Regions from separate parts of the Homo sapiens genome. Here region 1 is linked to region 2. A link is a contact called in ENCODE Hi-C or POLR2A ChIA-PET data. All regions are on one chromosome and are shown on one strand. Each heading gives the region's core, a stretch centred on a gene start or an enhancer-like site at or near the end of the contact. The rest is flanking DNA. Distances are from core to core; before and after follow the strand shown.

Evidence for each region. A loop is a pair of places that touch in the nucleus more often than their neighbours do. ChIA-PET counts read pairs that join two places held with the same protein, here RNA polymerase II (POLR2A). Pooled maps may share reads with other maps.
Region 1: a map of CD8-positive, alpha-beta T cell shows a loop between it and region 2 (14-fold over the local background). The contact joins the promoter of ZBTB40 here to the promoter of OTUD3 in region 2. A Hi-C loop is called at or near these places in 1 of 168 maps with a recorded cell type or tissue (CD8-positive, alpha-beta T cell) and 7 of 50 pooled maps. POLR2A ChIA-PET finds 5 or more read pairs at or near these places in 1 of 52 experiments (T-cell).

What each region holds. Positions count from the first base shown.
Region 1 is chr1:22,450,560-22,453,259 of GRCh38, reverse strand. ZBTB40 (zinc finger and BTB domain containing 40) reads right to left here and starts at 1,409. Exons shown (of 18, transcript NM_014870.4): 1 at 1,256-1,409. RefSeq lists silencers at 926-1,015, 1,356-1,555, 1,870-2,164 and enhancers at 1,126-1,205, 919-1,480.
Region 2 is chr1:19,881,100-19,883,871 of GRCh38, reverse strand. It overlaps OTUD3 (OTU deubiquitinase 3), which reads right to left and starts at 1,477. Exons shown (of 8, transcript NM_015207.2): 1 at 1,138-1,477. The coding sequence starts at 1,358. All of the region lies in intron 1 of LOC105376823 (a long non-coding RNA gene), which reads left to right. RefSeq lists a silencer at 934-1,273 and an enhancer at 1,644-1,693.

The DNA of each region.
Region 1 (2,700 bases), core at 160-2,659, 2.6 Mb before region 2:
AAAGTGTTTATATTAGAAAGGAGGGGCAGAAGTTTGATGATTTAGCTAAGTAGAAAAAAATTTCACTGAGATTGTAATTAAATCTCCATTAACCATACAAAGATCTGGGTACAATTCCAGGGAAGAACAAACAATTCCAGGTAGAAAAGACTTGAAAGAATAAAATCCAAAGCAGTTTGACCGGTGCCATCAGGCAGGGGGCTCCCAGGGACAGGCTCAATTTGGCAGCCCTATAACCTAGTACACCTATACATATATTAACCACTCAGAACAAATTTCTTCCTCGTTTGTAAAATGGAAATACCATACTTACTTATAAAGCGTCGTCATAAAGTAGAACAACACTTGTATGAATATAAATAAAGCACCTGGTTCATTGCAGCACTGGCTGCATGGTACCAACGCTATTCAAAGCAGGAGAAACTCTGAATAGTCAGTAAGACCAGAAGGGAAGCCAGAGTGTTCTGTCAACTAAAGTGCTCTCGGTGCATCGCGCAGTTTTAACTCTTTTCCCACTCCAGAAGAACCGACGAGAGGAATAGCTGAATGACAACACTGATCCAATCTCCTTGTGTTTAGGGCAGGGGTCAGTAAACTTTTGCTGTAAGGGACCAGACAGAAATATTTCTGGCTTTGTGAGCCAGCCGATCAAAGCCAAGCAACGGCTGCGCAACTACTCAGCTCTGCCCTCTTGGCAGGAAAGCAGCCATAGACAATACATCAACAATGAACAGGGCCGTGTTCCAATAAAACTTCATTTATGGACTTGATTTCATAGAACTTTCGCAAATTACATGAAATATTCTTCCCCCTAACCATTTGCAACTGTAAACAAAGACCGAGAGGGGAAGAGAGAAGGGGGGCATGGATTAGGCCCAAGGCCATAGTCCGCTGACGCCCGGCGAAGGGACCTGAAGGGAGGGGGAGTGAGACAGCGACAAGAGGCCTCCGGACGGGCCGAGAGGGAGGTGCGGGGCGACAGCGAGCCCCAGGCGGTGTCAGGTCGGGCCTGGCGCCCTGAGTGGGTCCCCGCGGTCTCTCCCCTCCGCAGTCTACAGCAGAGCCGGCGCCAGGGGTGCGGACCGCCCCTGGAGGGGGCACGTCCGGGGTGTAGGTGAGGCGGCCGTGATTCGGCCGAGTCCCGCGGAGTTCGCCACGCGGAAGGGTCTGTATACACCCCTCATTTAGGGCGCACCCGGGCCCCCGCTGCAGGAAGGGTCTCCACGCGGAGTCCCAGCCCCGTTTCTATGGTTACCTGTTCAGCACCGATTCAAACTGCCGTTCTTTATTGACAGCGCCATAGAGGACACGAACACTCCTGCCCGAAGGGAACAATAAAGCTTTCGCCATTCAACAGCGCCGGAGACGCCAGAAGGCGGCCATCTTGAGGCCGGCGCGCAATGGGTATCAGAGGGGAGGGGGCGGCCCGACCTGCCCCACGCGCCGCGGTCACGTGCTGGGGGCGGGGCCTGCGTCACGCGCTCGCTCTCCACCTATGCTAGGACGGCGGGGGCCGGCTGGTTGCTAGGCTCTTCTCTGACCTCTGACCTTGGCCACTCCCTCCTTCCCTCCCCACACTTCCTAAGTAAAGTTTTTTTCTTTTTTTTTTTTTTGAGATGGGAGATTCGCTCTTGTTTCCCAGGCTGGAGTGTAGCGGCGCGATCTCGCCCCACTGCAGCCTCCGCCTTCCAGGTTCAAGCGATTCTCCTGCCTCAGCCTCCCGAGTAGCTGGGATTACAGGCGCGCGCCACCACGCCCTGCTAATTTTTTTTTTCTCTTCTATTTTTAGTAGAGACAGGATGTCACCATGTTGGCCAGGCTGGTCCCGAACTCCTGAGCCCAGATGATCCACCTGCCTCGGCCTCCCACCATGCCCGGCCCTAAGGAAAGTTCTAATGGAGCTCCGCAGTCTCGCTCCGGCAGCTCTAGGATTAGGATTTTGTTTCAAAGGAGGGCAAGGAAGTGAACACAAAAGGCTTCGTTTTTCCAAAACAACACATTCACGTGCGAGGCGGAGAGGCGACCTGAGCCGCGTCCCCAGCCCGCACTCTTTGTGGGACAGGCTTGGCGCTGGTGGGGCGCAGTGGGCTGAAGGCATCCTGGAGGCATCCTGATCCTGCCTCTCGCACCTCCCAATTTTGGGATTTAGGGGCTTTGGGATTTAGTCCTAGCTTTTCTTTTGCTCATTTTCCTTCTCACACACTATGCGTTCCCTGTTGAAGCGTCCCCTTGCCACCCTTCCTTACACAAACATTTAAATCAGATCCAGCAGTAACAAACTGAGTCACCTCCGCGCTGGCCCACTGAACACAGTCACCCTGTCACTGACATGCAGCCACTTTTTCTGTCCCTGACAGTTACGTGCCCAAATCCAGCCATCTTAGTGCAATGTCCAGCTTCCTCTGTGGTTATACCTTTTCCATCTGCAATGTCAATATTCAGTCGTTCTGAGAGCTGTCTCTGGCTGACTGACTCACCCCATCACCGTTTTACATCACAAATTCAATCTACTGGGCAGAACTGTCACTTGCATTGTTGCTGTCTCCCGGTCGATCATATTTACTGTCACTGTCTGACATGCAGCTACCGTCATTGACCATAAACTTCAAACGGTTCTGTTCAAAATAGCACTTTGTTTGCCCAGCTGTTGCCCTTTCTGTTGTTTTCACTGTCATTGTCATGCAGCCACTTTTGCTGCCA
Region 2 (2,772 bases), core at 228-2,727:
GACCAGTTCACAGTCTTAATCAATAAGCTGCAATGTAATGTGAAAATTTTTAAAACACCTTATTCTGCAGTTAATATCTAAGGCAATTCCTGGCCGGGGGTGGTAGCTCATGCCTGTAATCTAGGCACTTTGGGAGGCCGAGGCAGGAGGATCGCTTGAAGCCAGGAGTTCGAGACCAGCCTGGGCAACACAGCAAAATCACCGTCTCTACAAAATAACAATAATAATGAACTAAGGCAATTCCTTATGGTCTTTAATTTCATTTTAGTCTTCCCTCTGCAGGATCTGAGCACTCAAATACGGGGAGGAAAAAAACAAAAGCCAGGCTGTTATTAACACTCTCTCTTCCAAAGTGACACAGCTGACAACCAGACCCCTTTTTACCTGCCCCTGCAATGGGGATCCTAACTGTTCTCCCCTCTTCCTGACCCTTTTCCTTCTTCCATCCATGTTCCTGGAGCCATATCCCCTTTCTTGAAGCTAATTTTCTTCCTCCTCCCCACTCTCCCCCTCCGCGTTCCCTAAAGAAAGCTGGACCTGGATCCAGTCTAAGTCCCAAGAAAGCTTGGGGAAGCACCTTTGCTTACAGAGAAACTGAGGCCCATGGAAGGAAGAATTAGAGAAGCTGCCTTCAGCTCAGTAAACAGGCGACCTAATTTCACAAATGTAAATGGGGGCACCACCCAAAAACCAAGGACTCAAAGGAGGCAAAGCGTTCTACCAAGTGGGGCTTACTCAAACTCCTTCAACTGGTCTTATCGTCATGATAACTGTTTTTCCAATGCCTGGCTCCATCTCATTCCTTCAGAACTCAGCTTAAATGTCACCTTTGAGAGAGCCCTTCCTGGCCACAATCCAGTGGCCCTGCTCCCATATACGGTCTCAGCACCCACTTTCTATTTCGCTCGCGGCGTCTGCCATGATTAGGACCCTTTGGGATCCCCGCGAGCGTCTCGGGGCGAGGGGCTTGTCCGCCTCACTCGCAGCTGGACGCCCTGCACTCGGAGCGTGGCTGGCTCGCGGGAGGCGCCCGGGCCGCCCGAATGAATGGATGGATGGACGCGAGCGGGCAACGGTCGCCAGGCCGAGCCCGGCGCGTCCCCCGGCGCCGCCTCCCTCGCTCCCGGCCCGCCTCACCCGTCCCCCGGCACCTCCCGCAGCTTCAGCCCCAGGGCCTGCAGCTGGTTGGCGAAGCTGACGAACTCCTCCTCGCAGCCGCCGCCGCCGCCAGACTCCGGCCGATTCCGCCGCTCCTTGGCCAGGGCCCGGCGCGCCGCCCGCTCGTCCCGCTTGCGCTCGGCCTCGGCTTTCCGGCTGCCGCTGCCCGGCCGGCTCTTCGCCGCCTGCTTTCGGGACATGGCCTTAGCCTGCAGTCCCCAGCGGCAGGAGGGAAAGGCGCAGGACCCCCCAGCGTCCGCCTCAAGCGTTGGGAAGGTAAAACAGCGCGGGCAACGGAGCCCGGCGACGACTACGCAGCAACCGCGCCTGCGCCGGCGCCCAGCACCCCGGTCACATGATGGAATCCCCGCCTCTTTTGCGGGGCTCGGCGAGCAGACGCCATAGAGAGCTGGAGGGGCACCCATCTTGGTTTGTTCTATTCCGCCCTCTAGTGGTGGATGGTACTCAACGTGAGTGGCAGGAGCGACCGGAGAGGGACCAGAGAGAACAAAGCAGGAACAAGTCAAGCAGAGAAATTAAAGATGATAGAAGAGTGGAACACAGAGCAGCGGCAAAAGTTAGGACCGGAGATGAATAAAAACGATTTAAACTCTTGCTGCGAGCCTACTACAGTTGGATAGGCACTTTCACACGGCTCATTCTTGTTTAATTATCCCCAAATTACAGGAAACTGAATCTGAGTGGTTAAATAATTTCAAGATCACACAGCTAAAAGGCAGAGCTTTGCCCTGGCTCCAAAGCCCGCATACTTGTTTATTTAATCCTGCCCTTCATCTCTCCGCCTTCCTTCGTAACTCAAGGGAGAGGTCGCCCTTCTGTCCAAGACCACTGGAAATCCTAATTCCATCCTAGAGCGACCCACCTAGGTTTGCCTGGACTAGAGGTTTTCTTGGGATGCAGGACTTTCCGTTTTAAAACTGAGACAGACCAGGCTGGGCGTGATGGCTCACACCTGTAATCCCAGCACTTTGGGAGGCCGAGGCGGGCTGACCACAAAGTCAGGAGATGGAGACCATCCTGGCTAACACTGTGAAACCCCGTCTCTACTAAAAATACAAAAATTAGCCGGGCGTGGTGGCGGGCGCCTGTAGTCCCAGCTACTCGGGAGGCTGAGGCAGGAGAATGGCATGAACCCGGGAAGCGGAGCTTGCAGTGAGCCGAGATTGCACCACTGCACTCCAGCCTGGGGGACAGAGCGAGACTCCATCTCAAAAAACAAACAAACAAAAAAACAAAAACAAAAACTGAGGCCAGGTGCAGTGGCCCACGCCTGTAATCCCAACACTTTGGGAAGCCGAGGCCAGGGGATCGCCTGAGGTCAGGAGTTCGAGACCAGCCTGGCCAGCTGGCCAAGATGGTGAAACCCCATCTATATTGCGTGAGGCTGAGGTTTGGAGTACAAATGAATCTGTCACCCAGGTAGTGAGCAAAGTACACAATACACAATAGGTAGTTTTTCAACCCTTTCCCCCAACTGCCTCCCGACTCTTGTATTCCCCAGAGTCTATTGTTCCCATCTTTGTGTCCATGTGTATCCAATGTTTAGCTCCCACTTATAAGAACGTGCAGTATTTGGTTTTCTGTTTCTGCCTT